Regions from separate parts of the Homo sapiens genome. Here region 1 is linked to region 2. The links are chromatin contacts, found by Hi-C or POLR2A ChIA-PET in ENCODE. All regions are on one chromosome and are shown on one strand. Each heading gives the region's core, a stretch centred on a gene start or an enhancer-like site at or near the end of the contact. The rest is flanking DNA. Distances are from core to core; before and after follow the strand shown.

Region 1 (5,711 bases), core at 501-3,000, 250 kb before region 2:
AATATAGGGGTTCACAAGCTAAATACATCTTAGAGACCCTTTAATCCAAGGAGGTAAGAGGAGAGAGACCATCCACTTGGTAACCAGAAAGGTATATATATACCTTTAGTGTGTTCTTTTTCCCCTAGACTCAACTGGGAATAATGTTTAATCACATGTTTTTTCTTACATGCCTAGTTTGAATAACAGTTATACAACTGTATGCTACTTGCAGCTCTTGATCTTCATTATCAACATTTAAGTGTTCTTTGGGGGCTGTTTTAAGACATGCTTTACATTATGGATATTGATGTCACCTCTTTTTCATCCTCTGATTGAAGCTGCAGCCTTCCTTAGATAATAAGATTTTCCAAATTCTAACCTCCAGTTAGATGCAAATCAGAGGTTTTTGGGGGCATGTACCATGTCTTGTTTTATAGTTAAACAAGTTAAATAATTAGTGTCTTAGTTCGAGACGCTGTAACAAAGTACGATAAACTGGGTCACTTATAAACAGCAGAAATGTATTTCTCACAGGCCTGGTGGCTGGAAGTCCAAGATCAGGGTGCCAGCATGCTGAGTTCTGGTGAGGGCCCTCTTCCAGGATGTAGACTGCCAGTTTTTCATTGTAGTTTCACATAGTAGAAATTGATTGAGCTAACTCTATTTGCCTTTTTATGAGAACACTAATTCCATCATAGGGGTTCCATCCACCCTCATGACCTAGTTACCTCCCAAAGGGCTCACCTCCTAATACCATTCTGTTGGGGGTTAGGGTTTCAACATATGAATTTGGCAGTGGGGTACGTAAACACACAATCCATGATAGCAGAGTAATGGTGAATTCTCCCTGTTTGCATTTAAATGGTTTGTAAAATCCCTCTAGGTGAAATAGCATATTGTATGGAATCATAGGAGGAGATTTTAGCATGTGAGCCACAGTGAGACAGAAAGCACATAGGATTTGTGTTAAGACAGACATGAATTCATTTCTTAGCTCTGCAAAACAGGGCTGAAGTTTCCTGAACCTTCTGAATTCCAGCAGAGAAAATCTGGTCCTAAACCAATTATCTAGTTACATCTTTATCTATAGAATATATATCAACTTGTCTGCTTCAAGAAATTAAATTGGGACAATTGACACTGATCATCAGCTGCTTTCTGTAAATCAGTAAAACAAAATTATTACTTTTTTCTTAAATTCAGACATTATTTGTATTATATAGATCTTACTAATTTTCCTCCAAATTTAGTATTGATTTGTATGATATTGAGCAAATTAATATGCTATACCAGCATATCAAATCTACCTTAGCAAAATTTGACAGATCATCTTTTAATGTTTTGCTACTCCTGCTTAACAATCCTCAGTATCTCTATTGTCTCATACCTGCATTTGTCCTCTGGGTGAAGGTAGATTAAGGCATAGGGAGAATCCTATTTTCTGGACTTTTATTTCTTTATTTCTGACTCCATCATACATCAAACCATCAATATGTAAAGTTCTTTGTGACAGTTTTTGAATCATTCCATGTCTGCATTTTGACAGCAGGAATAATGGTTTTAATGACAGACACTCATCTTCCCAGTAAGTAAGAAAAGATGGAAATGCAATGTTTCTCTTTACTTTATGAGTGTATTGTTATTTGTCATTTATTAACATTGTTTTGACTATTCTCATCATGAATCATTTTTCATGAGCAGACTTTATTCTTTGGCAACACATCTCCCATTTCCTGTTGAGAAATCCCCTCTGGGAGACATTAATTCAGCTACTGAGGGACATTCTGTTTCCTTTTACAGGCAATGACTGCACAGCCTGCAAGAGGCCTGTTTTGGACATTAGTTGTTAATGTAAGTAATAATGATAATGAATTGCCTACTTGAATGTTGTATACATATGTCTAAAAGGGTTGCCTTTTAAAAATAGATAATGAATAGAATAGGCTTTGGACAAATGTGATCTCTGAATGAAGGCATCTTCTTGTTTATTAACAGCCACAGGTGTTCTGAGTCCATGTCTTCCAGGCCAGTGACCCTGATTGTAAAGGTCACTTTACATACTGTCATTTCATGACTTCTGGCTTTCTCATGATGGATTAAAACAACAAAGGAATCAGAAAGAAAAAAAGGGAGGGGGAGCTGATGGGAGGCAAACTCAATGAGACATTGCATTGCTTTTTCTGTAGTCTCTGGTTCCTGGTGAGAGGTGAGAGCAGCATCCTGGTGGCCTCCTGTAGAGATGGGGGCTGTTTGGCCGAATCCCTCTCTCTGCTTGATCAGCTCACAAAGAGCTTGTGTGCGCTATGCTGGTAATCCAGCTCATCTGTTTCATCTGCCTCCTGTGAGATAGGGGAATAAAAAATAGGTAAAATACTCTAGAGAAGCTTGAAATGACTGATGACATTGTCATGTGGTATCACTTGGGCTTGCATATTAAGTCATGCTTCCCTCTGCTATGTCTCCCACTTCTGGAAAAGAATTTAAAATCAAACAGGATAGCTTGATAGGTAGAAAGCAGAAATGTGTACATTACAGGTTAAATCTGACTTTTTTCTCTGGGAGAAATAAACTAAGAACATGAAAATCGGGGCTCACAACCCAGGTTTTCCTTAGCAGGACTGATTTTGAGAAAGTTGGAGTTAGAAAAATCTATGCCCTGTGCTTTGGGTCTGTACTGTTTTCAATATTACAATACAATTTAATGTATAATGTCTATGTGTCATTTAGTTGTTCTTATGTTCCATGAATTAATTTATTATTCAAAAACAATGTCAATTATTTTTACCCAGTTTACAAGTGACATAGAATTTGAGGAAAAAGAGTAAAGCACAAACTTATTTGAAAATATAAAGTTGGGATGGAGTCAAACTCTGAATGGATCTGAACATTGGGCATTTTCTGAGGATTGATGACCAGCTAGGAGGAGTTGATGGTCCTTGGCTGAAACTTGGGCCATTAACTCTAGCCAGTCATTAATTGCCTGGAAATGTCCTGGGCTGAGGTCATTATTGCTATTATAAACTGAATTAATGCCCTGTGCTTTAGCCAATAAGATTATTTGAATTATCTTTATTCTCCATTCAATTTATAATTATAAAAATGTACCAGAGGCAATCAGACCAGATGATAGATTAATCACATGCAAAATTACATTCTAAATGAATTGTTGTGGATTCATACAGCTACCCAAAGCATTTGAAGAAGTTGATTCCTCTGTGTTGGCATTTATTGAAGTTGATTTGCTAAGCTGCACCCCAGTTCCTCTACCCTACTTCCTATCATTGGTTCAAATTCAAGTAAATACATTGAATGAGATTTTCAATTCACAATGTATAGATTCAACTTCCTGGAAGATATAATAGTTTGATTTTGAGGTATGAAAAATTGGGATGGTGGGCATGGGGATAGCAGAGTGGGTAGATGTGGGAAGAATATAAGTCCATGAATAAAAAGCTATATAAAACCTAAAACATATATACACAGACACAATTGCTTGACTTTGTGTCGTATTTTGCAGCCTTACAATTATTTTTATATTCATTATTTAACTTTACTCTTTCAGTAACATTTTCAGTGAAGTATGGCAGATATTATGATTCCATTTTATATAGGAGAAAATTGAGGTCTGAACGTTTAAGCAATTTGCTTTGTGTGGCATCTTTACAGATGACCAGAGCTGTCCTCAATCCAAGTTTGTTTCTCCAGTGTTAGTCTATAGCAAGGATCATTATTTTGTCCTGGGATGTTCTTTTAAATTTTTATACTGACAGTGACTCAGTACTACTAATAAGTATTAGAATGTCTTTAAAAGCCTTTTTCAAGGTATGTCCAAACTTCTTGAGTTCTTTGGAGGAAGAGTGCTATAGAACTAACAAGTAATACAGCATTTTGATACTTCAGGATGAGAAGATCCATTTGCTGCTCTATCTTCTCAGGGTCTGCTTGAGTATTTGTTTTGTTCTTAAGCCATTCATATTTGTGTTAACTATAACATAATTAGGTAAATTATTGTATTTATGTGATGTTTTTATATGTCTGTATTCTAGTCTATATGTGGAAAGCCTCTTAAATAAAGAAACCTGCTATGATATAACCAGAATTTTACTGGCATACTACAGCAAGGAAGAACAATTACAAAGAAGTTCTGAAAAATTATTTGCGAATTAATTAACCAAGAAAGAATGAGTTTTTATTGTTTATGGATTGCCCTAAGAAGTTCTTAGGATATGATATCAGAAGCAGAATGAACATTTGGATGAACTGATTTTTCTCTTAAGGCAAGGGTCAATGCAAACTAGATGATATTATGAGCTAAGAAGTATTATGCAAGCCATATGGCATTCTGCAGTTATAATTATAAAGCAATTGTTCTCATTCTTACGTACCTGGTGGGGGTGATTGTTCCTATTCATCATCCTCAACCTCTTTTCATGGCCAAGCTCTGGCCAGACCAGAAGGGCAGGCAGAGAAGACTCTCATTCCAGATCTACACTACTGTTAGGATCTCTAGATAATACGTTGTCTCAGAAACAACAAACAACAGTTTATAGAGTCAGACTAGGGTCTCTTTTTTCCTCCTTTCATCAAATGAGTTGGATTATGTGATAAGATAGTGACTATGCAGAAACATTTCTAACTCCAGAGAGCCCACACTTGGCAACTGCAACATTCACAAAAACTGAGAGCAGAATGATTAGAATCCAGACCAAGGAAACACATTACAAGGTCTACTGGGGTCTACCTTGAAGAGCAAGGTGAACATCTTGCAGGTGAATTGTTCTATTTGGCCAGTGGTGTTTCTCCAAGTGCACCTGAAGTGTTAGCAATGACACAGATACCACATTGATAAACTGAGAGAAAATCTAAAACTATGACTTTGATAATTACTTCTTGAACTGAAGACTTTAGATTGGTCCGATGAGCTTTCAGAGCTATGAAAATATCATTTATAACATCAGGTAAGATTTAATTTCCTACTACCTTTCCAATTGTATAAATTTCTCACTACCTTTTCCAATTGTATAAACCCCATTATAGGAATTATTACATGAATAATGCATATACAAAAGTAAATTAGTGATTCTTCAGAGTAGCCTGTGTGGCTTCATTTTGTAAGTTCCCGGGCACATGCTGTAAGGAGACCTGTTTCCCATGGGATGTAAAGAAAAGCCAGTAATAATTACCTGATAGATGCAACTGGTTTATTTGTGAGAAACAAGCAAAGGATGGGTTCCATAAATAAAATGGTGCTTAAGAGGGCACAGACTATGTAGTAGTGTAGGAATCATTTAACATGGCAGGTGTGCCAGTTATCTGTTTTGGGAAGGGCAGATTCTCTGGAGTTGAACAACTCTGATAAAGCAGTTGAAGAGTCTCTGAGGAGTAAAAGTGAACTGTACAGAAAAAAATAGCTCCAATATTTATTCCTTACCCTGTTACATGCCTGGCCTCTATGGACAGCACCATAATGATTTTTACAGAAGCACTTTGTTCTTCCAGTCAGAGTCTATTTTTTTTTATGATTAGAAGTTAGGGTTAACAATGTGGGGATATTTTAGGTACCAGAAGGGGCCACTGTGAAGAAGTTGACTCTCTGACTAGTTTAGGGTCATAACTAGTAGACAGAATTGTATCCAGAGGATCAGGCAATCCTGGAAAGTGGGCAAGGTATAATCATTCTAGTCATGACCCTACAATTTTGAACTCTCATTCAAGGGAGGTTAAGAGTA
Region 2 (5,602 bases), core at 1,406-3,905:
CCCTGCATGGGCAATGAAATTTCAGGCCTCGGCATTGGGCTTGTGACTGAAACTTACATCACCCCAAAGCTGCCCCAGTGTAGGCTCGTATGCAGACTTCTCAAGCTTTGAGTTTCCTCTTTGCATCTGAAGATTCCCATTATTCCTTTCATAGATAGATAGATAGATAGATAGATAGATAGATAGATAGATAGATAGATAGAATATTATACAACATATCTACATGTTAGAGATTACAGGAGGTAGGGCAGTCCACTTTATCCCCTCCTGCCATAGTGCTGGAAACAGATGTCTGGTGTACTTCTGTCCTTCACTGTTGTCTGTAGCTCTTTTCACTCCTAACCTCTGCCAGGTAAACTGGGCATTTTTATCATTACATAGCCAGTATGGTGAAGGTCCTGGCTAATGATAGGAACTATTAAAAAAAAAAAATCTTGCATTTTATTTCCCAAGCTTAGAACTGGACTAAATTTTAACAAGGACCAACACAACTTTGCTACTCTTATTGAATCCTTTGACACATCACAGCCTTCTCTACCATAGTTAGACACAGACCAGCACTTTGCAAGTCAAGTAGCTTTGGCCCTCTCCTAATCCAACCAGAAGCAGGAAATCCCAGTGTGTTCCTAAGATGGTCTGTAAAATTGTCAGTGGTGTTTCAAATACTCACAAGATTAAGATTGTTTGATTGAATTACAAAAAGTATTTCAGATTTAAAAATATGCTTTTATAAGAAAATAAACACAGTTCAGTTGTATTTAAAATCGTAATGTATTTTTATCAAGTACACACCGTTCATCCTAAGCATGCTCTGTTTTCACTAATTTGTAGTAGGAACCCAGCACAGCATAAACTGGCTTTGCTTCAGATGTCTTTGTTCATCAGTGGGAAAATAGTCATCAGGATATTCAAAAAGGCATCAAAATTTTCAGAAGCACCAAAAGGGACCTTTGTAGTGATTCTAAATTTTCCATGGATTTCCTCTCAGTGGTTGTAAATATCCTTGAAAGGCCATATGAATTGTATCACAGTAGTTCAGGGGGAATGTTTGCTTATTTCTCAGCTGAGATATTTCTGTAAACAATAGGTCCCCATGAGAAAGCCAGATCCCTAATGTGGCTGATAATAGTTTGCTATATTTGCCAAATTGGAGAGTTTGGCAACATTATTTTCATTCTCTAACAGGAACTATTTCTTCCTTTGAGAGAACGAAATTATTTCAGAGTTGTATGTGAAACCAACAACAAGATGTTCACTTTGGGCCCCACAGTTTAAGAGACCTTTGGGTCATATGTTTTTATTATGCTTCCACGTCCTGTATTTAATACCTACTGAATTGAAGGTCTATGGCTAAAGTCAGAAGATGTATGGGTTCTATTTTGAACATTTTGCCTATACACTACAAAACTGATTTTCTTGGCTTCAATGAAATAGTCCTAGTTTTATGTTTCCTCTTGAGCGAGTATAAGCATATTCATTTTGAAAGCATCTAGGACAGTATTTACTAAGTAGCATTTTTTAGAGAGAGACACTAGTTTAGGCACTTTCACAAGCAGTGTATTATTTAATCTGAACCTATTCCTTTTGCAGGAGTGTGAAAGAAACATCAATCCAAGCTGTTAATTTTTAATGGCCAATTCCATTATCTCTTCTCCCATAATTTGTCTGCACTTTTTCTTTGCCTCCCATTCCCTAGCGCTAAAGTTCTCATTCATACCTTGGTCGGAACACACACATCAAGTGGCTTTGACACTCAGGTGCAATTACCAGTGATGCATTTGCCTCCATGCAAATGTCAGGATGTAGCAGCAGAAAGGTTACCTCCTTGCACTGCAGGGATAATCACTCTGTGAAGTGCCAAAGCTCTATTCACTTCATGTCCTTTTCAGATCCAATTCGAGGTTTCTCGCATCCGTCACAGAAACTGAGCCCTAAATCTGTGTCTCCTGGGACAGTCACACTAATTGGCCATCCCAGGTTTTGTTTTCTCTTAAGGTTCAGGAAGAGATGTTCCCATATGGAAATAGGAGGTTGGTCTGACTTATTGGGACCCATTCTTGCAGGGTGTTTAACCTTCAGGCTTTGGAGTGGTCAGTCATCTAGTTGACGTCTCAGGGGTTGAAAGTCAGGGGAAAGTGCCATCTGGATTCATTATGACTGTCTAGAATCTCTATCTCTTTCAGCTTGTGAAGGTCTCATCTCTTTGTCCTAATCTTTAATTATCCCATTAAGAGGAACAGGTGAAGCAAGGGGCGCTTCTGGGGTCTTTGGGAGAGAGAGTGGGAGATAGGAAAACAAAGAGACAGAGGGAGAAGATGAAGAAGAGCATTTGGGCTCTCCTTGTCGCTGCTGTTTTGCTCATCTCACCAGTTTGGAAAAGGGGGTAGGGACACACATGCTGGCTTTCTCTCCAACGCAGCTGAGACCTTTATGAAATCACTGCAGAGGCAGGGGCGGCAAGGCACTATTTTTATCTCCAAATTGATTCAGCTGCAGTCGCTGCTGTGCCTCTGACTTCATTGCTTCCCGGCCCTCCCCCTCGCTGTCCCCACTCCCAGCTTAGCCCGATTTGGAGACTTATCTTCAGCTTCCTGCGCCGCACCCTCCCCCCTCCTCCACGGCCTGGGGCCGGGCCGGGGCGGGCGGGCTCCTGCCGGATACTGATAGTGACAGCAGCAGATCGTGCCGCGGGCGCTGACGTCCCGCGGAGGCGCGCGGCCAGGCATCCGCGAGCCTCTCCGGGCCGCGCCAGCATCTAATTGTTCACTCTCCAATTTTCCCTGCCCTTGGGAACAGGGTTCCACAAAGAAATTTCATCAATTGAAATGCTGCACGCCTGAACATTTGCCAAATGTGTCCCATCTGACTAAGGTCTATGCTTTCAAATGTTGTTGCTAGGAAGAAAGGACATTTACACGCTGGGCTTGTCATCTTCCCTTCCTCCTAGGTTGATGTGGCTCCAGACCGAAGCTCCTGGAGAGAGTGGCTCGCCTCAAAGGACCGGAAGAGATTTTCTTGTTTAGGGAGGCAGAGGGACAGGGCGGGTTATACCACCCACCCTTGTTTTGCAGGTGAGGTTCCGAGTTGCCTCTCTTCTCCCTCTCTTTGAGATGCTGGGAGCTCTTCCAAAGCCGAGTGGTTTTCTGTTTCTCTCCATCCCCTGTGCCTAGAAAACAGGGGACTAGTCTTCAGAAATATTTGTTACAAGGAGCTCACAGAGTGTAGGCTCATTTTAAGTACAAACAACCTACCATTAGGAAAACAAAAGGATGTGTCAGTGGGCTGAAGATCCGGTGTCCCAGCAACTCCTTGGTTAATTGTCTGAACTCTCTGATTTCACATGGGCCTGACAGCACCCAGTGGAGACAAGTGGCAGGGCTGATTGAGTAAATGAGTGATGGAGTGACTGTCACTTGGGACAGGCAATGATAGTCTGTCTCTCCCCAAATGTTTTGTGTGTGTCAACGTTGTAGGAATGCTAAACTAGATCAAATTCCACCAGAAGGAATCTATCACCTAATAGGGAAGATGAGATATAAGCAAATCCAAAATGCAACTTACAAAACCAATGCCAAGATAGAGTTAAAGAGAAGATGATGAGAAAGATGTCCAAGGAAGGGCACAAATGGAGGCTTTTAGGATAACCTGACCTATGTACTGGATAATGATAAATGGGTATTATTTGAACATAAAATGATAGCGAAGAACAATATTCTAGGCCTGTGGTGGTGTGCAACATGGTAGCCACTATCCATGTGGACATTTAAATTTAAATTGGTTAAAATGGAATGAAAAATTCACCTCTTCAGTCACACTAGCCAATACTCAAGTACTTGATAGCCATGTGTGGCTAGTGGCTACTATATTGGAGAGTGCATATCAGTTTTATCATTACAGAAAATTCTACTGAATAGTGCTGCTTTTGAGGAAGAAAACAGCATGAACAAAGGCACTGAGGTAGGAAATCTCAGGATAAGTAGAAGGATCACTCAATAGCTTGGAGTGAGTGGAACAGCAGATGAATAAAAGGAAGCAATCGGAAATAAGGGGACCAGAGGAAGCAGGCTACCAGATATGAGGTTCAAACATTACATGTATTTTGCAGGTAATAGGAATCCTTAAGGTCTGAAAGCGGAAAAATGATATGATCAGAGCTATGCTTCTGAAATATAAATATGAACACCAAATATAAGAGTTTTTTGAGTGTCTTTTAGTTTTCAGAATCTGTACGCACCTATTATCTTGTTTAGTTCTCAAAACAAGCCTGGGAATAGGCAGAACAAATATAGGGGGAAAAAGCTTGCAAGGGCATGAGTGACTTGGCCAATGTCACTAGGGAGACAGAAAAATACTGAAAAGAGTCAGAAAAAACAAAAAATTCTTCCAGCTGTGAAAGACAACCTCCTTCCTCCACCACATTGCCCCATTGGTGAATTTTCCTTTTTATAACAGGAGCTCCTGATACACATTACATTCCCTTCCAAGAGGTGAATTACAGTATTAGATTACTGATAACCCTGAAGAGGAGGCAAAAGGCCATGTGACAAAGTGGCTTCAAATATGACATCGGTAAGACACAATCACAACAACAAATTGGAACCATTTAAAAGAAAAGCCTAAGGAGGATTTACTGTCCCCACCAAGGCTGCCTTAGGCTGTGTGCGCGGCGCCCCCTGGAGTTGGTCACCCACAGAAGCCCAGATCATCACCAGCGGGAGAAGAAAGCAGGTCTCATCTAAACGCAGAGGGAAAGATAGAGCTGAGAGAAGTTTCTGGTCCCTTGACAGAGCAGCTTGGGCCTGCCTGGGAACACTATTAAGAAGAAAGCACAGCGCAGGTATTCCAGAAGAGAAAAACTTGGAGATTCTCAAATCATACTTCATGGTTGACTTTGAACTCTGTGTTTGGGAAGATGAGCGTGAATCAGGCCATCAGACCAACTTACGATTGCTTTCTAGCCTCTGCATTCTAGCAGAGATAAGCTAATTAACTTCTCTGACTCTAAATGTTCTCATTTATAAAATCTATAAAATATAATAAATATCAGGATTGTTGAGAAGATTCAATGTGAGATGTATGATGTGTACAACATGCGAAGTGGTACAGTACGTACCCAATACACATAACTTTTAACTCTCCTGAAGACAAGTGTGTGATTTTTAAAACATACGTAAAAAGGCAAATGGGATCTTGCGGTTCCAGACCAGAAAAGTGAAGAACATTTATCAGACTGCAATAAAGTCTGTATTTCAGGTCCCCAGGAATTATTATCCCTCTCTTGGAAAAAAACAAAATTTTTTCCACCTCCCGAGTGAAAAACAGTAAATTTACAGACAGAATATTATCTGTTTCCTTGCCATCCATCCAGCTGTGGAGTTGAAATACAAACTGAGTTCGGGCTTCTGAGAGAAGGTTTATATGGATTTAGTAAGGTGCAAATCCCAGCCCAAAGGTAAAATTTGATATCCGTCACTGATAAAAATGCATTGCTTCAGGCCTGAACTTCTGTCTCCTCCTGCTTTTAATCCTGCTTTCTTTCTAAACGCCAATCAGTGGAGCAAATATTACCGGTCACCTCATTCCCTACATGTTATTACCTCTT

What was found. A loop is a pair of places that touch in the nucleus more often than their neighbours do. ChIA-PET counts read pairs that join two places held with the same protein, here RNA polymerase II (POLR2A). Pooled maps may share reads with other maps.
Region 1: a map of adrenal gland shows a loop between it and region 2 (2.5-fold over the local background). The contact joins two enhancer-like sites. A Hi-C loop is called at or near these places in 1 of 168 maps with a recorded cell type or tissue (adrenal gland) and 1 of 50 pooled maps. POLR2A ChIA-PET finds 5 or more read pairs at or near these places in 1 of 52 experiments (MCF 10A).

The regions. Positions count from the first base shown.
Region 1 is chr13:74,821,855-74,827,565 of GRCh38, reverse strand. No RefSeq gene overlaps it. Among named protein-coding and RNA genes, the nearest start is that of LINC00347, 270 kb to the right of the region's middle. Within about 2 kb of position 1,750, at least 2 of the 41 ENCODE cell types and tissues checked have a DNase peak (open chromatin) inside an H3K27ac peak, as active enhancers do.
Region 2 is chr13:74,572,929-74,578,530 of GRCh38, reverse strand. No RefSeq gene overlaps it. Among named protein-coding and RNA genes, the nearest start is that of LINC00347, 23 kb to the right of the region's middle. RefSeq lists an enhancer at 3,059-3,572. Within about 2 kb of position 2,655, at least 4 of the 41 ENCODE cell types and tissues checked have a DNase peak (open chromatin) inside an H3K27ac peak, as active enhancers do.